Linked DNA regions of Mus musculus: all the other regions are linked to region 3. A link is a loop called in an ENCODE intact Hi-C map of the cell type or tissue named here. Cell type or tissue: left cerebral cortex. All regions are shown on one strand.

Evidence for each region. Hi-C counts contacts between places; a loop is a spot of excess contacts. Peaks named below come from ENCODE experiments on the same cell type or tissue, not always from the same donor. Only the 100,000 strongest peaks of a DNase experiment are listed, where the experiment ranks them.
Region 1: a loop joins it to region 3, with 2.7 times the contacts of the local background. A loop is called at or near these places in 21 of 42 quality-filtered maps.
Region 2: a loop joins it to region 3, with 2.8 times the contacts of the local background. A loop is called at or near these places in 3 of 42 quality-filtered maps.

What each region holds. Positions count from the first base shown.
Region 1 is chr16:93,781,575-93,789,574 of GRCm38, forward strand. Dop1b (DOP1 leucine zipper like protein B) reads left to right here. Exons shown (of 37, transcript NM_027293.1): 25 at 627-731; 26 at 838-904. Among named protein-coding and RNA genes, the nearest start is that of 2310043M15Rik, 9.3 kb to the right of the region's middle. In left cerebral cortex, CTCF peaks have their summits at 2,779 (motif pointing left) and 4,434 (motif pointing left); DNase peaks (open chromatin) are centred at 4,436 and 5,876.
Region 2 is chr16:93,915,495-93,923,494 of GRCm38, forward strand. Cldn14 (claudin 14) reads right to left here. Exons shown (of 2, transcript NM_001165925.1): 2 at 3,537-4,543. The coding sequence starts at 4,462. The coding sequence ends at 3,743. Among named protein-coding and RNA genes, the nearest start is that of Gm31012, 9.8 kb to the right of the region's middle. In left cerebral cortex, CTCF peaks have their summits at 166 (motif pointing left) and 3,014 (motif pointing right); DNase peaks (open chromatin) are centred at 117 and 3,040.
Region 3 is chr16:93,679,420-93,687,419 of GRCm38, forward strand. Cbr3 (carbonyl reductase 3) reads left to right here and starts at 3,800. Exons shown (of 3, transcript NM_173047.3): 1 at 3,800-4,194; 2 at 5,628-5,735. The coding sequence starts at 3,906. In left cerebral cortex, CTCF peaks have their summits at 3,381, 4,338, 6,565 (motif pointing right) and 7,752 (motif pointing right); DNase peaks (open chromatin) are centred at 3,377, 3,715, 4,701 and 7,706; H3K4me3 peaks cover 2,311 bases; H3K27ac peaks cover 1,333 bases.

The sequences.
Region 1 (8,000 bases), 100 kb after region 3:
GCCACTCTTTGGGATAGCCAGTGCTACTGTGACACCAGCTGACCTCTGTGGCTTTTAGTGGCTCTGAGCTGCTCAGCAGCTTCAGGGCAGATTTTTATCGTCCTTCTGCTGCAGAGGAGGAGCCACCAAGGTGGAACAAGAGGCAGGAAGGTAGGCACCAGGGTGTGGACCTGGGGCCCTCTGACTGCATCTGTGCTTTAGCAAACTGTACTGCAGTGCCTGGCTGCACAGCCGAGATGTCAGCACCCTCCTCGCTGCCGTAGAGGCCTGACCCTCTCGAGAGCTGCCCTGGGCAATGGTCAAATGCGTGTTTCACCTCCCTTCACGCTGCGTCTTTACCACCCATGATGCATGCTGTCCTCAGCGCTGGGCAAGCATGGCCAAGAATGAAAGCTGAGCAGCTGGCCAAGGCTTTCATTTTCCAGACAGTGAAAGGCGGAGTGGCCACATGTCAGAAGCTGCTCCAGGTTCCCCACCTGCAGGTGCTTGCCCCAGGACTGACTCTGAGCTTGCAGAGACTGTAATAAACTAAGCCGGGCAGCCATGAGGCCAGGCAGCTGTGCTGTTCTCCCAGCTGCTTCCCTGCATCTGAAATGTGCTCAGATTTGGTCTTGTTTTTTAAACAGACTGTCCATACCAGACCTGCAGGAGGCCTTCCCTTCCCTCCTGGGCGTCCTGAAGGAGGCTGCGCAGCTGAACCTGGCTCCCCCTGGATACTTTCTGCTTCTCAGGTATAGATTCTCCACATCCACACAGATACAGTGTTTTCTATAGGAGGGATACATTTTATCTTTATTTCTGTAACATTTTGACCAGAAGCTGATTGTCTCTCAACAGCATGTTGAATGACTTTGTGACAAGAACACCCAACCTGGAAAGCAAGAAGGACCAAAAAGACCTGCAGGTGTGTATATGAGACTGTTGGGGAAGGTCCAGTAGTCTGTCATCCTGTAGTCTGTAAGAATGCCACTGTTGCTAATAACCCTTACCCAGAACTGCATCTTAGCTTTGCCTGGGTTCTAAGCCTCTTCCACTCAGGAAGGAAGATCAAGCAGTCTTGGGCAGGGTCTATTGTGAGCTGGGCATTGATATCTCTAAAGCACGAATCTTTCTCCTCCCAGGAAGCTTTCCTTAAAACTTTCTCTTTGCCCCAGTATAAAAGCAAAGCGTGTTCATAAGAAAATTCAAAAATTCAAACAGTAAAACTTACCCAGATGTAGTGGCCCATGCGTATAATCCCAGCATTGAGGACCAGAATACTAAAACCAGGGTGCTGAGGCAGGGGGATTGCTATGAGTTCCAAGCCACATAGTGAATTCTATGGCTACTTAGTAAGGATCCATCTCAAAAACAAACAAACAAACAAACAAACAAACAAAGTCATGATATACTTCGGGCATCACTGGTCTGCAGTTACGAATATTAAGTCTGTGGCTATTCTTTTTAACCAAAGACTCAATTAAAAATAGATGTACAGTATTCCTTGACTACAGAGATGACCACTCAACCATTTATAGTCATCTGAATGTCTACTCAGTGGCTGGTACTATACTTGGGTATCCAGGGCTTAAGTGCAGCCCAGAGCATTTAGATCAAGGCTTTTTGGGTTTTTTGTTTTGTTTTGGTTTTTGGTTTTTTTTTTCAAAGGTTTTATTTATTTTATATATATGATGAGTACACTGTAGCTGCCTTCAGACACACCAGAAGAGGGCATCAGACCCCATTACAGATGGTTGTGAGCCACCATGTGGTTGCTGGGAATTGACTCAGGACCTCTGGAAGAGCAGTCAGTGCTCTTAACTGCTGAGCCATCTCTCCAGCCTGACCAAGGAGCTTTTAAAGGCAAAAGTTACTTCCTGTTGTTTCCCTCTGCAGCTGCAGGGGAGGTTTGCAGAAGCAAGCAGTTAAAGAGCAGCTAAGGTAAGTTAGCTGGGGGCGTCTTGGCCTCTGGTCCTGGAATAGAGTTGGGCAGTTTTCTACAGGATTCTCCATCAAGGAGATCAAATTCTAGTTAAACCTGACATGGCCTGAGCAAGACTACAGATGAAAGAAGCTCTGCCCTGTCCTGCCCTGTCACACTCACATGTAAGATGGAGGAACCCCTGCCCTGTCCTGCCCTCATCCTCTCCATCTCCCACCTCCCTTAGGATTGTGTCTAACTCTCTTACAACCTAATTCTGGCTTCATGACACATGTACACACGCATGCACATTCATGCCTACATATACACACATAGTTGCATACATACAGATAGAAAGTTCACATTATTTGTCTTATTTTGCTAACATGATGATTTCCAGTTGCCTCAATCTTCCTGCAAAAGAAGATTCATTTATTTTTCCTTACAGCTACAATTTTTACCGCATTTTCCTACCTATCTGTTGATGGACATCTAATCTGGTTCTCTTTCCTCCTGGCCCTGTTTTCTGAGAAATGGTCTTGCTGTGTAGCTCAGGTTAGCTTTAAACTCAGAGTCTTCCTGCCTCAGTCTCCTCAGGGCTTGGGTCATAGGCCTAGGCCGCCAGCCCAGGCTGGTCTCACTGTTTCTGTGCAGCTGGGGACCAGCCAGGACTCCTGAGCTGTATACCAAGTCACTTCAAAATTCTTACTCTTGCTGAGTTTCCCAGAATAGCTTTCTGATCTTCCTGCTTTCGCCTATAGTTGAGGCTTGAGAGATGTCTCAGTGATTACGAGCACCAGCTGCTCTTGCAGAGGACGAGGGCTTGGTTCCCAGCACCCACATGGTGACCCACAACCATCTGTAACTCCAGCTCCAGAGGATCTGGCGCCCTCCAATGGACTCCAGTGGCACTGCATACATTTGGTGCACAGACATACTTGCAGACAAAGCACCCTAAAATAAAAATAAATAAATCGTAAAGCTCTTATTGCACTTAAACAGGCAACATTTTGTTATAGTATTCCAGCAGGCCCGCCATGGAAGCAGCTTTTCCAGATGAAGGAAAACTAAGGAACCAGTGACCTAACGGGATTCTGAGTTGTTCTGTGTATGGGGACAGAGGGCAAAGCACATTAACACAAACTCCCAGAACCTGTTGTTTCGTGTCAGGCTACTCCTCAATGGAGTTTAAGCAGAGACCAGTTAGCACAGCCATTCAAACGTTCCTTGCCTGGAGGTTGCAGGGTTTTTTGTTTGTTTGTTTGTTTGTTTGTTTGTTTGTTTATTATATGTAAGTACACTGTAGCTGTCTTTAGACACTCCAGAAGAGGGCATCAGATCTCATTACAGATGGTTGTGAGCCACCATGTAGTTGCTGGGATTTGAACTCTGGACCTCTGGAAGAGCAGTTGGGTGCTCTTACCCACTGAGCCATCTCACCAGCCCCCACCCCACCCCCCACCCCCGTTGCAGGTTTTCTTCTTGCTTTCTAGGAAGGCAGGGTAGCAGCCTACAGGTTGGGACAGAGCTGCCGTGGAGCCCTCCACCAGTAGTGCTTGGCTGTGACACCTACCACTGTCTGGGATTCAAAGAAGACAGTTTGGGGAGCTGAAGAGATGGCTCAGAGGTTAAAGCACTGACTGCTCTTCCAGAGGTCCTGAGCTCAGTCCCCAGCAACCACATGGTGGCTCACAACCATCTGTAAAGAGATCTGAGGACCTCTTCTGGTGTGTCTGAAGAGAGCCACAGTGTGGTCACTTACATAAAATAAATAAATCTGAGGAGGAAGAGGAGTCTGGGGGAAAAAGAGAGAGGAGGAGGAAGAGGAGAAGAAGATGATGATAAAGATGATTCTTGAATTTATTTACAGTTTTGATCAAAACCTGGAGAGAAAGAAATTTTTCTTCTGCCCCTGTCTTCCCCAAATCAAGCTACCAGGTTTAGAAAGGACAGAACAAAAGCCAGGAATGTGTAGATTTACACACAGACCCCCTAAGTAAAAGGCAGGTTTATTCAGGATTAGTTACGGGGGTCGTCAGGGTAGGAGGTCCATGAAATCACCACGATGGTCTGGGTTTGGGGGTCTGGTCGTGTGTCCTGTGTCAAGTGGTCACTTTAGAATCTGAAACCAAGTGTGTGCTTTGTCCAGTGTTCTGGGCCGGCTTCTGTAAGCCTGGCAACCTGGTGGGACTCTCTTTGTTCTGTCTCGGAGTCCCACGAGCACTGGCTTCTTCCTGGTGGAGGAGGGGTGTCTTCTTTGTCCCAAAGACCTCCCGCCTGACAGTCACCTTTTGAAAACAGGTTTTGGTTACTTGGGCTCTGTTAAAATTGCCCTGGTTTCAGGTACATTTCTCAGTCTCAAGGGATTTGGGACTTTGTGACATCCGAATACCTTTTACTGCGTTGCCACATGGAGTCCATCAGGGCAGCTGAGGTACTTAAAAGGGATCTAAGCTGCTTGCTTGTTCTAGAGGGTCCCAGCAGAGCTGAGTGCAGCTGGAGCCAGCGGTGAAGCTAGTGAACATCGCCACCTACTGGAGGGATTCGAGCAGAGCACTCGCTCACTGTCAATAGAGCGTTACCATCCCCACAGCTCACCGTTGCCTAAAGGCATTACTGGTGAGCCCTTCTGGGTTTCAGTCTGTCCCAATGACGAGGAGTAAAGAGGTGGCCCTAGAGTTTCCCTGGAGTCCACCTAAAGTGGCAGCATCATAGAACAAAGTTACACTCCTGTGGAATATAGACAGGGCATAGTTAAAATTTACTCTAAAACAAGCAGCCAATGCAAAACACAGCTCCTGCTTCAAAGGGAATTAGAGTTTATTCTGAGCCAAATATGAGTGGCCATGGCCTGAGGCACAGGTTTGGGTTGCTGTGACCGATGTGTTCCGACACCAGAAGCAATTGGATGGACTTTCATTGTCATAGAACAAGAAAGCCATAGAGCAAGGCACACTCAGTAGTCAGAGGGAGCACGGGGAGCAGGTGAGGCAAGCCAAGCTCTATCACATGGTGTCTTTAGCGGTTATGGGTTTTGCCTGACCGTTGAAAGGATGTTAAGTCAGCCGGAGGTGTGGGGATGGATTCCGATACTGAACTAAAGGCAGTTCATAGAGCCCCCAGCTCTGCGTCTGCAGCATACCTAGTCTCTGCAGCCCTCAGTGGCTAAGAAAGGGTGCTACCTTTTGTCGGGGATCATCAGTTCACAAAGCTCCATTCCCTCAGAATACATTTAAGAGTATTGGGTCAGCGGCCAAGAAGACTTGCTCTTCTTGTGGGGAACCCAAGTTTGGTTCCCAGCAACCACATTGTTATAAAATACAATTGACCCATCCAGCAGGTCCAGTTATTCGAGGGTCTCGAGGGGACCTTCTCCTAAGAACCAAATGGGGGGAGGGAGAGACGGAAACCAAGTGCAAGAACGACAAGGAAGCAGTCTGAGTAGCATCAAGGTCTCTCTGTATTCAGCAAGGTTCAAGGCTTAAATGCACAAGCAAAGGAGGAAGTACTTCTCAGCAGGAGGGATGGGGCAGCGGAAATTTTTCTTTTGGCAACTACACGGGGGAAGCAGGAACTTGGTGGTATCAGGGTACATCTTGTGGTCAGGACATCTGGCGCTGACTTAGGGCTGGAACATTCTGTGGTTGTTCTTGGAACGGTGCGTCGGTGGCCCGCTTTTGACCCCCTTTTCTTCTCGGGGGAGAGGCCCAATTAGAGATCAAGACAATAGAGTTGTCTTAATATCTCCCAACATACAATGGGATGAGAGGAAGAGGGAGAGAGAGTGTGTGTTTTATCAAGAGAAGGCCAGTTTTTATGTTTTTAAATATTTTTCTTTGATATTTCATAGGCTCATTTGATGGAACTCATTTCCCAATACCCTCTCCTCCCCCTCCTGCACCTACTGACCTGGCTCCTCCCCACAGGTACTAACAAGTCACTGAGCTCAAAGGGGGCTGTGTGCCTGACCACACGTGGGGCGTGGGTGTGGATAGCCTGGCTGTGGTTACCCAACTGGGGAGACTGTCTGCCTCTGCCGTGACCAACAGAGAAAGCTTTGTTGTAAGCATAAAGTTCTAGATTCTGGTTTTCTATATGTGCATAAATTTTGTTCTTAGAATACAGACAGTGCCCTCCTTTTTTTATAGCTAGCTATAAATTAGATATAAATCCTTTCTCTTAACACATGAGTTTACAGGCCTCCCAGTACGGCTTACAGCTTTTATAACTGCTCAGGTCGTCAGTGATGGCACACCTGTGTGCTCTTCATGCCTTTTAAGTGAATGTATATGTCCTGCTTTAGGCTGGGCACAAGAAGAAGACCAAACAAAATTACATTTCTTGAGTTTAAAAATATTGGAAAGTATAACCAGCACTTAATTACAAGCCTCTAGAATCCAGTTTATGTCTATATTTAACATATAGTCTTTCGAGTGACACTTTTTCTGAGGAGGTGTGAACACACATCGATTTCCCCCAGATAGGAACGGATGACTGAGCCGCAGGCCTCAGTTCCTGAGCTGAGTCTCCTAGCACAGGGCAGGGCAGGGCTTTGGAGGCGGACCACTTTTGCTCCTAGCATGATAAACCACAGAAAGCCAGAACTAGAAAAGACGGCTTTTTAATAGCAGATGGAAATGTTAGGAGGTTGCTCCCAGCACTGTGGAATAACTGGTTTTTACTTGGTTTTTATTCGGTTGGTTTTTTGCGCTGCAGTGTGGTGGAAGGGGTTGAATCCAGGGCCTCCTGCATGGGAGGGGAAAGCACTCCTGGCTTCAGCGACTGTTAGCAAATAACCTGCGTGTTCTCCAGCTTCCTTCAGGATGACTGCTTACTTAGAGTGGTGTTCCTGGAGTTTCAGGCAGAAGCCATTGCTCCTGCATGTGTGCTTGCCTCTGTGTGTGTGTGTGTTTGTGCGCATGTGCGAGAACATGGGGTCCTGGCTGGTGGCACTGTTGGGGAAGAATATGGAACCATTAAGAGTGGGAGTCTCTGGAGGGAGTAGATCACTGATGGAGCCTTAAGGCTTTATAGCCAGCCCCCACTTCCTGTATGCTCTCTGCTTCCTGGGGTAAATACAGTATATCTAGCTGGCCCCCACTGAGAAAGAATTATCACTTCAAAATGTAAGCCAGAATTACCAACACCCAGCTCCACCCCAGCCCCACCCCTTTTCACCCCCTGCCTTACATTGTTTTCAGATATTTGGTCATAGCAACAGAAAGGAAAACCACTCGAAGGTCCAGCAAGCTAGGCTCAACTACTGGTCCACTGCTCCAGTGTCCGCAGGTACCTCCCCAGAGCCCTAACAAACACTCAAGGTTTACACAGAGCAATAATTGAGGGGTAGGCAGGAGATGCTCATAGCAGGCCTAGCGAAGGTGTGGTCTGGGCTTCTTGTCATAAAGATGTTTATCCACTGGCACCTTGAGGAAAAAGAGAGTCTCATGGTCAGCCAGAGAGAGAGCAAGATGGAGACATGCGGTGGCCAGTGTTCTCAGTGTCGAAGCATGATGGAGGGGAGAGTGGGTGACTAGTGCTCTCTATCCACTTTGTCACCGTGCACAGCTTGTTACTTACAATTGTACCTTAGATCCCGGGCGGGCGAGCACCAGTCCCAGGAGGTTGATGTGGTTTTTGTCTCGGGGGCGGGGCACTGTTGGGAGGTGCTGCTGCTGTTGTTTTGGTTGTTTGGAACAGGAGTCTCCCTGAGTAGCCCTAACCCTAACCCTAACCCTAACCCTAACCCTAACCCTAACCCTAACCCTAACCCTAACCCTAACCCTAACCCTAACCCTAACCCTAACCCTACCGTAACCCTAACCCTAACCCTAACCCTAACCCTAACCCTAACCCTAACCCTACCGTAACCCTAACCCTAACCCTAACCCTAACCCTAACCCTAACCCTACCGTAACCCTAACCCTAACCCTAACCCTGAGACTCATTCTCTGGGCAGTCCTCGCAGTTCAGCCTCCTGAGTGCTGAGATCACAGGCGGAGGGAGCCACCATGCCCAACCCAGGCGATTCTGTCTGTGCCTCTTTCTCTTCCTTTCTCTCTGTGGAGCCTTGGCTGCCCAGGCTTTGGACTGAGAGGTT
Region 2 (8,000 bases), 240 kb after region 3:
AGCGCTCTGAGTCTGAGCTTCTCTCCAGGAGGATTTTAAAGGCCTCACTTTCCTGCTTCCTCCCAAATTCTGAGATTCCAGGCAGGTGTTACTGCACCCGAGTTAAGCCCTGCTGGGGCTTGGACCAAGGGCCTCATGCCTGTCAGGAAAGTTCTTCACCAGCTGAACTGGACTCTGTGCCACCTGGTGGTCGAGAACGTCATAGCTACCCGAAGCCAGAGACAAACTCACATCTCCCTCCGTCCCCCCCCCCCCCCCCCCGTCCCCCGTCCCCCTTCAATATTCCTTTCCTTTCCTTTCCTTTCCTTTCCTTTCCTTTCCTTTCCTTTCCTTTCCTTTCCTTTCTCTTTCATTTCTCTCTCTCTTTCTTTTTTTTTAAAGATTTATTTATTTATTATATGTAAGGATAAGGACACCGTAGCTGTCTTTCAGACACTCCAGAAGAGGGAGTCAGTCTTGTTACAGATGGTTGTGAGCCACCATGTGGTTTCTGGGATTTGAACTCTGGACCTTCAGAAGAGCAGTCGGGTGCTCTTACCCACTGAGCCATCTCACCAGCCCCTTTTTTTGTTTTTTTAAGACAGGGTTTCTCTGTATAGCCCTGGCTGTCCTGGAACTCACTTTGTAGACCAGGCTGGCCTCGAACTCAGAAATCCACCTGCCTCTGCCTCCCAAGTGCTGGGATTAAAGGTGTGCGCCACCACTGCCCAGCTTCAATTTTTCTTTATTTTTGAAAATGTTATACTTAGACACACAGCTCTTATCTTTTGAGTTCTTCATTTTATAAAGCTGCTGATTGGGGGGCGGGGGGCATCCCCAGTGACCTTCAAGCCTGCTCTTGTCTGATTAGCTACCTGGTGCTGTCAGATGTGCTGGCTGGTTTTGTGTCAACTTGACCCAAGCTGGAGTCACTGGGAATGAGGAAAACTCAGCTGAGGAAATGCCTCCCTAAGATCTGGCTGTAAGGCATTTTTTAAAATTTGTGATCACCAACTCATGGTGGGTGGAGCCATCCCTGGGCTGGCCATTCTCCGTTCTATAAGAAAGCAGGCCGAGCAAGCAAGCCATGAGGAGCAAGCTGGTAAGCAGCACCCCTCCACGGCCTTTGCCTCCGCTCCTTCTTCCAGGTCCCTGTTCTGCTTGAGTCCTTGTCCTGACTTCCTCCAGTGGTGAACTATGGGTGTGGAAGTGTAAACTGAACAAATCCTGTCTCCCCCAACTTGCTTTTGGTCACAGTGATTTGTCACAGCAATAGAAACCTTAACAAGACACCAGGAGATCTCATGAGGCCTCATGGTCAGAGCAGATTTGTAGGTGGGACTGGCTGAAGGAAACAGAGAGATTCCTCAGATCAAGTCCCCCACCCCAAGCTTCCTAAGAGTCCCGAGAGCCCTGTGATGTCAGGGCAAAGCATGACACTAGAGGCTGTGACAGTGAACTTTGTCAACTACTCTAGAACAATGGTTCTCACCCTTGGGTCAAGATGCCTTGGTGGGCCAGATATCAGATATCCAGCATATCAAATATTTACATTACAATTCATAATAGAAGCAAAATCACAGCTATGAAGTAGCAACAAAATAATTTATGGTTGGGGTCGCCACAGCATGAGGAACTGTATTAAAGGGTCGTAGCATTGGGACGGTTAAGAACCAAGGCTCGGGCTGGAGAGATGACTCAGCAGTTAAGAGCACTGACTGCTCTTCCAGAGGTCCTGAGTTCAAATCCCAGCAACCACATGGTGGCTCACAACCATCTGTAATGGGATCTGAGGCCTTCTTCTGGTGCGTCTGAAGACAGCTACAGTGTACTCACTCATATACATAAAATAAATAAATAAATTTTAAAAAAGAAAAGAAAAACAGAACCACGGCTCTAGAATCGTCTAGCAGATTAATTACCGGGCACATCTGTGAGGATGATTTGAGGTTGGTAAACTGAGGAAGGATGGAAGAGCCGCACAAACTGTGGGTAGCACGGTTCTGTGGGCTAGGGTGCAGGGCTGACGGCAGGGAGAAAGCTGGCTGAGAACCCGGGTCCATCTTTTACTGCTTCCTGACTGGATTCGACATGTCCATGCTCACAGTCCTGATGCTGCGCTGGACTGAGCCCTCAGACTGTAGCCAAAATAGGCCCTCCTTCCCTTGAGTCGCATCTTAACAGGTGAGGTGTGTTGGTTAGCACAGACTGGCCTTGAACTGGCTGTGTAGCCAAGGATGGCTTTGAACTTCCGACCTTCTGATCTCCACTTCCCAATTTCTTCGCTAACAGGTGTGCCTCTCCACGCCTGGCTTTATGTGGGGCTGGGGCTCTAACCCAGCGCTGGGTAAGCACTCACCGATTGAACTTTGCCCCAGTCACTGACAGGTGGCTGTAATTAGGATCATAACTAATACAGGGTTATGACATCATTGACGCCTGTGTAGGTCTAGGGCTTGGGCTGTGACCCTTTCTCCACATTCCGTTTGGATATTCAGTTTTACCCTTTGTGATCATGGGCCAGGGTCTCCCCAGGCTGAGCCACTGAGCCTCACCCTGCCCCACTGCAACTCTCGTGCTGGGGACTCTCACGCTCAGCCCTTGAGTGGGTGTGTCCTCCCCACTCAAAGCCTTTGGCAGAGGCCAGGGCAGAGAAAGGATGTGAGCACAGCTCTAGATTCCCTGGGGTAGGGTGTGGGAGGGAGGTTCAGGGAGACAGCAGACAGCTTTCTGGTCATGTGGTTGGAACCAGGAAGGACACTGGGGTCCTCACAACTTTCTAGGATTTTCTTTTTCTAGGTAAAGGAGCTCCCTAGAACCTGTTGTCACGGCAGCTAGGACTTAGAAAAAGAGGGTAACATTTACAGCTAAGCCCTGGGGGCCAAGCACTCCTGACTGAACTTCGTGCCAACGCACAGAAAGCAGAGGTACCAGAACCTCTTCCGCTTCTCTTTGTAACTTATTAAAGGAAGAACTGTTGAGCCAGCAAGACTCTTATCTGATAAGAGAGGCTTTGGGCAAGCCTATGACCTGAATGGTGTGATCCCAGGTTCTGCCACAAGGTGGCAGTAGAGTAAGACTCTGGGGAACTGTCCTTCACTCTCTACGCTGCCCCCCTTCCCCTTTCTCTCACACACAAGTGCGGGCGCGCGCACGCGCGCGCACACACACACACACACACACACACACACACACACACACACACACTACACAGTGGGAACCGTTTTCAGGTAGACAGCAACACTCGCTTAACTTTCTGCTGTGTGGTGTCCTTTGAGGCTTGCTTCTAGATTTACAGGGGCCTCTGTGACTTCCTGGGGGCACAGCAGTCAGCTTTCTAGATTTTCCCATCATGCACTAGTGGATGCTAGTGATTCAGTGTCAAGGTCAGGGCTCCTGGTCCTTAGTTTGGCTGCATAACCAGGATACTCCAAATCCCCAGGACTCAGATGAGGCTTTCCACACCTTGAAGATGCAGCAGGAGCTACTGCTGCCCGCCTCACAGACCACCTCCACGCGGCTTGTTCCCGTGAGACAAACCAACCCGATGGATGGGCCACGCTTCCAAGACACTCTTTATTGAGCTCTTATTAAGCCACCCGCATAAATACATATAATAAATAAAAAACCAGCACTTTTTAGAAGTCTTTGCTTTGAAGAGCACCTCCTTCCCTGTGTTCCGGGCTTGCTCTCTGCATCCTTCCCACATCCATCATTGGTCCTTTGGGGCCCAGCATCCCTGGCAGAAGCCCGGGGAAGGAACTCACACGTAGTCATTCAGCCTGTACCCACTGTGCGCGGCTGAGGTCACCGAGGGGGCACGGTTGTCCTTGTAGGCCGCTGGTGGGCGGTAGGCAGGGGCGGTAGCCGTGGTGGTAGCTCCGGCCCTGGACTGGGGCGGGTAGGGTCTGTAGGGGGCCTCGTCCTGGCAGGATAAGCAGAGCAGGGTGCCCCCGATGAGAGACAGGGATGAGGAGATGAAGCCCAGGTACAGGGCCTGGCCGATTTCAAACTTCATGCCACTGGGCAGCAGCGGGTTATAAAAATTCTGCACCACGTCATTCGTGGTCCAGGACACGGCCACCATGCACAGCAGGCCGGCCAGCAGGAAGAGCGCGCCCCCCAGCACTGCAAAGGTGGTCTTGGCGGGTGTGCCTTTGGCGCAGCGTGTGCACTTCATGCCCACTACTGCGCAGGCGCAGGCCATGCCCGACAACAGGCAGGAGATGACCATGAGCGCCCGGGCGGCCTGCAAGTCCCGGGGCAGCGCCAGCAGTGAGCGGTAGATCTGACACTGGTAGATGCCTGTGCTGTGCCACACACATTCCATCCACAGTCCCTTCAGGTAGGATACGGCAGTCAGGATGTTGGTGCCCACATGGGCCGTCCTCCGCCAGTGTGGCAGGATGGTGGTGATGAGCGTTCCTACCATGCCCAGGAAGCTAAGCAGGAAGCCTAGGAGCTGGACCGCTGTGCTGGCCATGGCTAAGGGCCCCTGCTAGCCGCGCTGAGCAGTGCCCAGGTCCCCAGGGATGGATCTGGTCCTTAGGTGCCCGCAGGAAGCCTAATAAAGCCAGGAGGAGAGGGAGGGCAAGAAAAGGGAACTGGGTTAAATATTATCTCGATGCCTTTATTTCTGTCACCAAAACACTTTTCCATAGGCAGTTCCTATGATAATTAACATGTCCTGAAAAAAAAAAAATGGAGGCTCCTCAGGGTGGAAGGACAGAGCTGGATGAGAGGATGCAGGTCCCAGCAGCCTGTGCTTCCTGGAGACCCCAGAGCTCCCATTCTCGATGTCTCCGGGACCTACGACTTAGGGAAAGCACACAGAGGGAGTTCTACCTTATATGTACACTCAGGTTTTTCTGTTACACCTCAACCTTCCTTCCACACAGCTTGGACTGACATGCGTTAGTTAGGGTGTGTACCTGTTGTGACTTAGAGAATGGCCTTGGGGGCTGTGTCTGTAAGGGGGCGACTTTCTCTGGCACCTCAGAGGCAGGTCAGGGGCTGTTTTGGAATTCAGGCCTGATGTGACATCAAGCTTGCTGACTCCTGCCCAGGGACAGGATTCCAAGTGGCCAGATGCTTAATGCATCTGACAGGAGTGTAAGCCAGGGCTCAGCCTGCTTTCTTAGTTACAGAGACTGCCCAGCGTAGGGGACCCTCTCAAGCAAGTCAGGACAGTCCCCAGCTTCTCCACCTCGACAGAGTCCGAAGAGTGAAAGGTCCAGGCTTACATTGGGCCCCCTGGCTGATTCCTGACCTGAATTCTAGGCTGCCCCAAACTTTCCTTTTCAAGGTTACCCATTAAAGACTGTCGGAAGGCTTGACAGGAGCCCACAAGGCTTGGTGGTGGACCAGTCTGGGGAGGTCTAAGTGTATTTATGGAAAGCAAGGGGAGCTAATTTTAGAAATCACTAGGTTTTGCTATTTTTAAGTTAAGGATTTTCTAATTTAAGAAGTGTTAATGAGCTTCAAACCTCCCCCTCCAGCTTCCTCCCCCCTCCCCTCCCCCCCATAGCAGCAGCATCAAGCAATACTTCCTGACTTTGCTTCTCGCTTATAAGCCATTCATTCACTAGAAAACACATTAAATGAAAGTGTCTCCTTGAAAACTGCTTAACCCCAGCCCCAACCCTCCTGGCCACAATGTTGCAGAAGGCTCTATCCTTCACTGTGTTTGCATAGGAAGGCCCTGCTAGCATGCACTGGGCTGACTTTGGCATTCCCTGTGGGCTACTGTTTCTCCCATGTCCCCCTCCCCCCTTGCAGGCATGTGTACAACTGTGGAAAACATTTGCTAGAGAGATGGGAGTCCAAGACAAATGTTCGAAAAGCCCTCAGCGGGCCAGGTGGGTGGGGCAGCATCTACAAGGTGAAGGTGTTGGGTCTTGCAGGGGTGGTGTGTGTGTGTGTGTGTGTGTATGTGTGTGTATGTGTGTGTGTATGTGTGTATGTGTGTGTGTTGGGGGTGGCTTTCCTGCACCCTGAAGAGTTTTAGAGACAGTCATTACAGTTCCATACTCTCTAACTTTAAGTACCTATTAGCCTGGCAGGCAGGCATTGGCAGTTTAAATTGACAGGACTTCCAAAGCCATTCAGTCTCACACACATACAGTCTGTGAGAATCACAGGCAGGTAATTATGCAACCGGAACTAAGTGACCTGATAGTGTGCACTGTGCTAATCAGGAAAAGTAGTCGATGTCCTCTCCTAAGTCACACATTAAAATGACCCATTGTAGCTTAACTCCATCTAGGTACATGAGTGACGAGTAAAGAAAACACATTTTCCTAAGAAGAAAGCGAATGTTGGTTAGATAAAAACCACGGTTTGAGGCACAAAACCTGCAGAGGTCACTTCTGCTTTGGTGAGGTGCAGCGAGAGCCTGCAGACTCAGTGAAGACCACAGAAAGCCATCTGGATCACTGGAACTCTCAGCCTTTCTCTGGAGGCATCTTCTCACTATTTAAGTTCTTTACAAATACAGATTAGGGCTGGCAAGCTAGCTCAGTGGGCAAAGGTGCTTGCTGCTATGCCCGACAGACCTGAGTTCGATCCCTGGGATCTAAATGGTGGAAGGAAAGAACCAACTCCTTCAAGTTGTCCTCTGACCTCTAACTGCATGCGCCCCACACATATGTGCACACACACACGTGTAATACACTAACTTAATAAGTAATTTTAAAAGTGCAGATCAACATTTTAAGATGAAATAACTGAATTTCAGTTTAGAAAAGAAACTCAATTTTTTGTTGTTGTTGTTGTTTTTGTTTTTGTTTTTCGAGACAGGGTTTCTCTGTGTAGCCCTGGCTGTCCTGGAACTCACTCTGTAGACCAGGCTGGCCTCGAACTCAGAAATCCACCTGCCTCTGCCTCCCAAGTGCTGGGATTAAAGGCGTGTGCCTCCATGCCCGGCGAAACTCAATTTTCATAGCATTTTTTTCTTAGTGGTGTAGGTTTTCTAGGTTATTTTTCATTTTTCAAAAGTCTGCCCTATAAGGACAAAGTATAAGGACAAAGTATAAGAACAAAGAAAACTAAAAGAAAAAGTATATATTCCCCTGATCAATGCAAGCATTTTTTTAGTGTTAAATGATTATTAAATACTAATAGCTGTTTGCTTTTGCTTTTGTTTTTTGTTTTGTTTGTTTGTTTTGGTTTTTTGAGACAGGGTTTCTCCTGGGTTTCCTGGAACTCACTCTGTAGACCAGGCTGGCCTGGAACTCAGAAATCTGCCTGCCTCTGCCTCCCAAGTGCTGGGATTAAAGGTGTGTGCCACCACATCCGGCGTTTTGTTTGTCTTTTTAAGGGAGAAAGCTTTCTAAAGAAGGTGCTATGAGTGGAACTATATCCCTCACCCCCCAAGATATATCGAAGTCCTAACTCCTAGTACCTCAGAATGTCACCCTCTTTGGAAGTAGGAAGATTACACATGTGGACAGGGACACACTGGGGAAGGCCAGGTCCCTAAACCGAATTAGTGTCTTACAAAGTCCCTGAGGACTGAGGCAGAGTTTGGAATGACTCAGCAAGAAGCCCAGAATGTTCTAAAAGTTTGGGGAGAAAGTGGGGGCAGGCCAACCCTCAGCCCTCAGGAGGAGCAGCCCTGGGGAGCCTAGGTCCCAGACTTTTAGAACCAATCTCTGCTTTGTTATGCATCCATAGCTTAGCCACCCCCTCCCCCAGCCCTGTCCACTGTCCACTCAGCTCAGGAAGTTAGAGAGACACACTCAAGTCTAAAAACAAGAGTGAGTCTTCTCTAGATCAGGGCACTGGAAATTTGGTGGCTTCGTGCTTGTCACTGGTCTATACAAAACAGCCTCTACCTTCATGTCCCTAAACGTAGAAGACTGAAAATGAGGAGACCCATCTGGAAAATTCCCCGTGTACCTGAAGGTCAAAGGCAAGCTCTCCCTAACTGGCCCACACAGGCATCAAATGGCTAGATGTCTCTATGTTAGAGAGAGAGAGAGAGAGAGAGAGAGAGAGAGAGCGAGAGAGAGAGAGAGCGC
Region 3 (8,000 bases):
TTTAAGAGACAGGTTTTTCCAGGCAAGAGAGCACAGACTTGTGAGCTCAGCACGTGGGAGACTAAGACAGGAGGATGAAGATCCAGAGCATACCAGGGGGCAAAGCACGGGACTTGGGAGGACAAAGAATGAAAGAAAACACTGCTTTACTGACTTGCCCAGGCTGGTCTTAAACTCTTGATCTGAAGTCACTCCCCTGCCTCATTCTCCTCCCTTGGCAACCTACAGGGCATGCACTGCTATGTCCCAGTGTGTTTGATACTGTTTGTAAAAGATGCCACTAGAGTTTATTCTCTGCTTTCAATAGAGTTATTAAAGCTCATAGCAAGGTCATCAGAGAACCTTAACTAAATAGTTAGAATTAAAAGAAGTTTTAAAAAAAAATAGCATTGGTCCAAAAAGGTATCAAAAGGTAAGTTGGAAGGAGCTGATGGTGTATTTCAGCAGCTAATCATGTCTGCACTGCACTCTGGTTCCAGCACCCAACCCCAAAAATCAATATTTAAATGCCACCAGGTAGCACTTTAAGGGAAACGTGTAAACTATACTGCCTGAACTAGAAAAGAGGAAATATCTCAAACCAGCAACCTTGGCTTCCAGTTCAAGAGACATATGAGTATATTGAGCCCAAAGTGGGCAAAAACAGGAAATAAAAATCAGAAAATAAATAAAAATAATCAGGGGAAATGGAGAAAAGAGGATCAAGAACAGTAAATGTTGGTTGCTTGGGAAATTTTCTTTTAAAGATGTTAAATCTCTGCCAGACTCACTAGGGGGAGAGAAGGATGAAAAGCCAGACGGTGGTCTGTGCCTGTGGACCCAGTACCCCGCCTAGAGGCTGAGACTGAAGGATTGTTTGAACCAGGAGTTCAAGACCAACCTGGGCAACACAGTGGGACCCTATCTCCCAAACAAAGCACCGGGGTTGTATCAGAATTTGAAAAATCAGAAACAGTGTGCGGTAAGTGCCTATAATTCCAGCAGGATGTAGACGGGAGTTCAAGGTCATCCTTAGCTGAACTCATGGTCAGGCTGGCCAGCAAAAGAGTGCATGTCTTAGTAGGGAGGGAGACAGACTGGGAGGAGGGAAAGAGGGAGGAAGGGAGAGAGGGAAAGAGGGAGGGAAGGAGGGAGGAAGGGAGAGAGGGAAAGAGGGAGGGAAGGAGGGAGGAAGGGAGAGAGGGAAAGAGGGAGGGAGAGAGGAGAAACAATAGTATTATGTTCCTTTAAAAATATATATTTTGTTTTATTTCATGTCTCTGTGTGCTTGTGTGTGTGTGTGTGCCTGTGTGTGTGTGTGTGTGTGTGTGTGTGTGTGTGTGTGTGTAGGTTCCAGATCACTTGCAAGAGTCAATTCTTTCCTTCTACCTTGTTGACCTCAGTGATCAAACTCAATTCATCAGGCTTGGTGACAAGTGCCTTCCCCCTTTGTTTAATAATCACAGAGAACCACACCCTCACCAACAACTTCCTACTTGAGAGGTGTCCTGGTGTCCTATGAAATCCTTGCTGCTGGATGTCCACAACACAGCAATCTCACCAGCCTCAGAGTATGGACTTAACACAGGTCTCCATTTCCCCCCAGGCATTGACATAAAAGCCACAGCTCTCACCCTTTTTGTTTGGTTGGTTTGGGGTTTTGCTTGTTTGTTTTTCCAGGCAAGGTTTCTCTGTGTAACCCTCCCTGGCTGTCCTGGAACTCAATTTGTAGACTAAGCCAACCTTAAAGTCAGAGATCTGCCTGCCCATGCCTTCCAATTGCTGGAAATAAAGGCATGCACCACCACCACCTGCTCTCAGCTCTGATCCTAAAGAAATTTATCCTGGGGGCATTTTGAGTGACCACGGCCTGGAAACACAGAATTAGGATCCCCAATTTATGTTCCAACTCAGAAGCACTTTCCCGAGGGTTTTATAGTTTCCCAGAGGATGTCATGAATCTTTGAAATCCATGGATGGGCACAGCAGAGAGGCAGGTACAGTGAGACGGAGCTGTTCTGTGGGCCCAAGATGCTACCTCAGGACATTCTTAGCTCTCGGATTGCTGGAAGCCAGTGTCCCACCGCGTCAGTAGCATCTAAGAGGCTTTTATTTATTATCACGAGATGTTGGCTCAGATTTGACAAGGAGAAGTTGTTCCAGAAGCTAAACCTAGTCCAAGATACTTAACCTCTGAACCTGCAGAATCCCAGTCTCCCCACAGCAGCCTGTCCTTCAGTCTCTTCAGGCACAGAACTCCTTCCAGGAGTCTTGTAGACAGCCAGGCACAACTTCTTCTCAGGAATTCTCATTCACAAGGATATGCTAGGCAAGTGCTCCATCACCGAACTACACTCTGAACTCCCCACTGGTCTTTAGGAGAGAAAGCAGAAAAAGTTGTCCCGGACTCTGTAAATGTTACTCCCATTGCTGCCTTGATCACATAACCAAAGAAAAAGCGATTTAAGAGCGGGTTTATCCTGGCTCACAGTTCGAGAGTCCAACACTGTGGGGTCCTAACCACATGAGCATAAGACAGATGGTCAAACTGTGTGTGGGGGTTGGGAGGAAGGGGGCGGGGTTCCCGTGTATGCAGAGGTCAGAGGTTGACAAATGTCTTCTGCTATTCATCTCTTCCTGATTCTTTGAGGCAGGGTCTCTCACTTGAACCAGACCTTGCAGACTTGGCTAATCAGCTCGCCTCCGGAAATCCTGCTTCTGGGGTCACACAGCAGCCACACTGCCCCACGTTGTGTGGAGCGGGGATTTGAACTCTAGTCCTCATAACCTTCACCCACGGAGCCAGCTCCACAGCCTTGGCCCAGCTCACTTTCTCCGTTTCATTCAGTCCAGCATCCCAGTCCCTGGAACGGTACTGAGCTTAGGGTGGGCCTCCTACCCCAGTCAGCCTAACTGAGAAACTCCCTCAGAGACAGGCTGAGAGAGAGGTCTGTCTCCTAGATCCTCTCAAGTTAACATCACAGGCAGGCTAGGCCCCCACAGAGCTCACCTTCCTCACCTCATTTGAAACAGAAGGTGGAGTCCGTAATAAGAGGCTAAGGCAGTTTGGCCGGATCAGCTCGGGAAACGCTGAATCACTGTGAGTGAGGACTTAATTGTCCTTCAACCTCACAATCCCTAGCCAAGTAGGATCAGCACAGACTCGATTCCACCCAAGAAGGGAGGAGGTCTGATTGCGTGCCCACACTTAGACACGCCTGGAATTTTGTTCGTAGGTTCAGCATCTCCTTGGGAGATGACTCGCATAGACTGAGACCAATGCAGATCTATCTGCATACCCAGTACACTTGGAATAAACCAAAGACCGGCACTGAGGACTCCCGTACTACTCAAAACAGTTCGATAAACATGAGCCTTCTCTCCCACGTGGGGGCGCACCGAGACCTCCAGCCGCGAGGGCTCGCCCACACCTGTTCAGTCTACTCCCAGGCACTGTTCCCTGAAGTCCCTGAGCAAACCGCGGGGTGTGTTAAGTAATCTCAGAGCGAGTTCCGCAGAAGCAAACATTTGCATTCTGCAGAGAACGACGGGTTCTCGCCCAAGAAAATTACGGAGCATTTGTTTTCCTCCTTTTGAAGTTTCCCCAAAATAGTTGTTTCAATCCGACTGCCACGAGTCCTGCTGACCCCTTCCTTTGGGAGCAGCGCTTGTCCCTGACCACTGCTTAGCTCGGAACCAGGATCTCTACACTGGCCGGCGGGCGGGCGGGCAGGCGAGCGGGAGGAGGCGGACCCTTCGGGAACAGACGGCTCCTCCTCAGAGGGGAGGGACAGGCTTCTCAAGGCCTTGCTCTCTAGCAGTCGCAGCGCCGGGTCCCAGAATCTAGTCCTACGCCACGGTTTTGACCACGCGTGACCCGCTGCCCAGCCGGCCCGGCCATCAGGTGGTCCGTGTGTCCCTCTGACATGTCGTCCTGCAGCCGCGTGGCCCTGGTAACTGGGGCTAACAAAGGCATCGGCTTTGCGATCACGCGTGACCTGTGTCGGAAATTCTCCGGGGACGTGGTGCTCACGGCGCGGGACGAGGCGCGGGGCCGCGCGGCGGTGCAGCAGCTGCAGGCGGAGGGCCTGAGCCCACGCTTCCACCAGCTGGACATCGACGACCCGCAGAGCATCCGTGCGCTGCGCGACTTTCTGCGCAAGGAGTACGGGGGACTTAACGTGCTGGTCAACAACGCGGGCATCGCCTTTAGAAGTAGGTGTGGGGCTCCAGGAGGAGGTGTCCCGGGGTTTTCCGAGGGTGCTGGGCAGTGAGCCTCTGGGATCCGGAGGCTGCGCCATCCCGCCTGGGTGCACCCGGCTCGCGCTCTGCGTGGCGAGTTCCCCCGTGCGGTGACTCGGGTGCGGGCCCGCCCAGGCACCCCACTCCATGCCCGACCCGGCCGGCGGCCTGTGCGGGCCTGTGCTCCGCCGGAGGCCCTCCTTGGAACTTTCAGCTGCGCCTGTTTGGAAGAAAACCGGTCTCTTGGGAGGGGACCACGCCTTGTCAAGCTCATCAGCTTTCTGTCCCACGCACGAAGGCTTTTCTCAGAGAAGGGTCTTCCAAAAAAATAGGGTTGGAGCTTTCGCTTCGCGTGAAACAAGGGCGAATTCATAGATGCCAGTAGATATCTGCTGAGGACAGGAAATGGGTCGCCCGGACACAATTAGCGCCCTGGCACGATAGTGGGTTTCCTACCCGCTTTAATGGAGCGTTTTGAGAGGCTCTGGCAAAAAGGAAGCGAGCTCTGCTTCCCTCCTCCTCGGGGAACTAGGTTTGTTATTAAACTTGCAAGTGCGGTTTGGAAATCATCTTCCTTTAGGGGAAAAAAAACCCAAAAAAACAAAACAAGATCGCTTACTCTAACAAATGTCCAATTAGCAAAATTATCCAGTTGCCATGTGCTGGAACTGAAACAAACATTCCAGCTTCACTGAAAATGCTGAGAGAGCCGGAGACTAACGAGGGAGGGAGACTATTGTGCAGCCGAAAACTCTCCAGTTGGCCCTGGACACCCATAGGCGCCTTGCGTGAGAGCCAAGACACCCTTGTACCCGCACTTCCAAACTCTGGCATGTGGGCTTTGGGGAAGGGGAGGGGCGAGCTCACCACCTCAGCCACTCTCAGCGTTGTCGGATGGAAGGTTTGGTGAATTATGGCCCTGGAGGTTCATACTTAAATGTGGGCCATGTGTATGCAAATCTGAGCAGCAGCTGCCCCACCACACAAGCTGAGGTCTTACACCAGCCTCACCAGAGCATCTTTTCCCAACCTCCAGGAACCCTATTCAAGCTTGAGACAGGAAGATCAAAACTGAGTGTTCTTGAGACGCGACATGAGCGTGGCTGATGAGAAACTTGAGGTGTGGACCAGAAAGTTCTTTCCTTATGCTCTTAAGACCTTTAGAATGATCAAGTTCTAGTTTAAAGGTGTGTGTGTGTGTACTTTACAGATGTGTGTATCACCACACTCAGCAAGACTGTCCTAAAGTTAGTACACTTTCCCTTTAGCTGTTATGTGATGAGATCCAACTTGGCCACACGAGTTTCAGAGGAAAATGTAATTCTTTTTTCTTTTCTTTTCTTTTCTTTTCTTTCTTTCTTTCTTTCTTTTTTTTTTTTTTTTTTTTTTTTGTGTGCTTTTCAAAGTGGATGACCCAACACCCTTCGACATTCAAGCTGAGGTGACACTGAAGACGAACTTTTTTGCCACTAGAAATGTCTGCACTGAGTTACTGCCTATAATGAAACCACATGGTAAGTCCAAAGTAGGACTACTGTCCCTCGGGAAGTGGCCCTCGGTCCCTCAAATAGGGCAACCAACAGGGACCACTCAGGGCTGCCATTTGCTTGTGAGATGGAGGGTAAAAACTGCCTTATTTTATCAAGGTGTCTGGCTCTGTACTTGAGCCTTTTGGCTGTGGTTGTCAGAACCCTGTGGTACTGATCAGTTCTTGGGGTCTGTGTCATGAGCTCAACCTCCATCACAGACTGCAGCATGGCCCCAAAGGTCTGTGACAGTCTTAGAGAGTTGCCCTCCTGCCCCCGACATTGCAAGGATGGGCCCACCCCTGACTTATCTGCCATTATAACAGTCCTTCTGTTCCTTTCTTATGTCAAACAAACAAACGAACAAACAAACAAAAAGCTTATGAGAAGGTGTTTTTCTAAATGTTGTCAGCTGAGAGAATCCGAAAGAAGTAGTTTTTTGTGGGGAACACCTTACCTCCAGCCCATGAGGGTTCAATATTTATTATTAATTATCATTAGTTTCCTTCTAATGTTTATTGGGTGCCCACCATTATACCCAGCACTGGTAGTAAAAACTGGGCCCATCATATACAAGAGGACCCTTTCATCCACAGAGCCTGGAGCTGAGCTGGGAGATAGAGATTTTCTAACAAAGACTCTAAGGTGTGAGATGGCCAACTTGATAGAGAGAGGCACTTCTCTGGGGATTTCCCTTTTCTGAGATTGACTGTGGTTCTGAGGGGAAGCGCTGTTGTTTTGTTGTTGTTGTTTTTTTAAGGCTTTAATTTATTTTATGTATGAGTACTCTACCTGTATGTGCATCTGTTCACCAGCAGAGGGCATCAGATCTCATTACAGATGGTTGTGAGCCACCATGTGGTTGCTGGGGACTGAGCTCAGGACCTCTGGAAGAGCAGTCAGTGCTCTTAACCTCTGAGCCATCTCTCCAGCCCCCGGCTATTGTTTTTAAAAAACATAATGTTCAGGGCCAGAGAGAGAGAGTTCGGAGATTAAGAGCACTTGTTGCTCTTGCAGAAGACATGGGCTCAGTTCCCATGGTTTCCTGCACCTATATAGCTCACAGCCATTGGTAACTCCAGTTCCAGAGGATCCAACACCCTATTCTAACCTCTTTGGGCACAGGGCAATGTGCACATACATACATACATACATACAGGCAAAACACTCATACAGACACATAGAATAAATAGAAATTAAAAAATTTAATTTTCTTAATATTTTGAAAGAGAATTAGCTCAGGATTTAGGAGAATTGGGTTCCCGCCCCCCCCCCCTATTTTTTTTTTTTAAACCAGGATCTAACTCTACAGTGTTTTCTGGCCTTGAATTTGCCTTGTAGACCAGGCTGGCCTTGAACCTCTGACGCCTCCCCCTGCCTTTGCTTCCTGGATGCTGGGATCCCAGGCATGCATCCCTATCCCAGCTTATCTGTAAGAAAATGTCAGTCTGAAAACTGTAGTGAGAGCTGAACTTGGACCCCTGCCCGCCACCTGCTCACTCCTCCCTCATTTCTTAGTGGGATGGATTCCCAGGAAGTCTCAGCCCCCCCCCCTCCCCCCCCCCCCCCCCCCCCCCCCCCCCCCCCCCCGCACACACCTGCGATCCCTGAACTCAGAAGCCCAGCTTGGCCTTCACTGCCGATTGCCTGATCGAATAAACTTCATTCTGTTGAAATAAGAATTACAGCATCAAGTGAGAGCCAAGCCATTTTGAAAGTTAAAGGAAAGCTCTCAGAGGTAGGGGGAGGGGCAAGAACCAGGTGAACCATCTTTAATCAAGCCTGCAGCTTCCTGCCCTGAGGGATCTCTGACTGATAGGGCATCTGCCTAGGACAGGTGACTTGGCTACACACTGTTCGCTGAAAGACACCGTGCTTACTATCACGGACTTATACTTTCTGTTTAGCTTTTAGCACCTTACTTTCCAGGATCCTAGGTCTTGCTTACTCACTCAAGACAAAAAATAGCTTCAACAACAATTAAGTCACTAGAGGGAGCTACTTGCCTGTTCTTTCTTTAAAAAACAAAAACAAGTGGAAGTTGTTTCTGTATGCATGGAGACACACATAGACACACATGCACAAGCATGCATGTGCACACACACACACATGCACACTCATGTGTGCCAGACAATGCTGCCGCTGGTAGATGGTGTGGTGTCGTCCCTCTTAGAGCTGGCTGGACCATCTGGTTAATAGGATGATCTTTGATCACCCTCCAGAACCTCCCACACATGTGTCCCCGCATCAAAG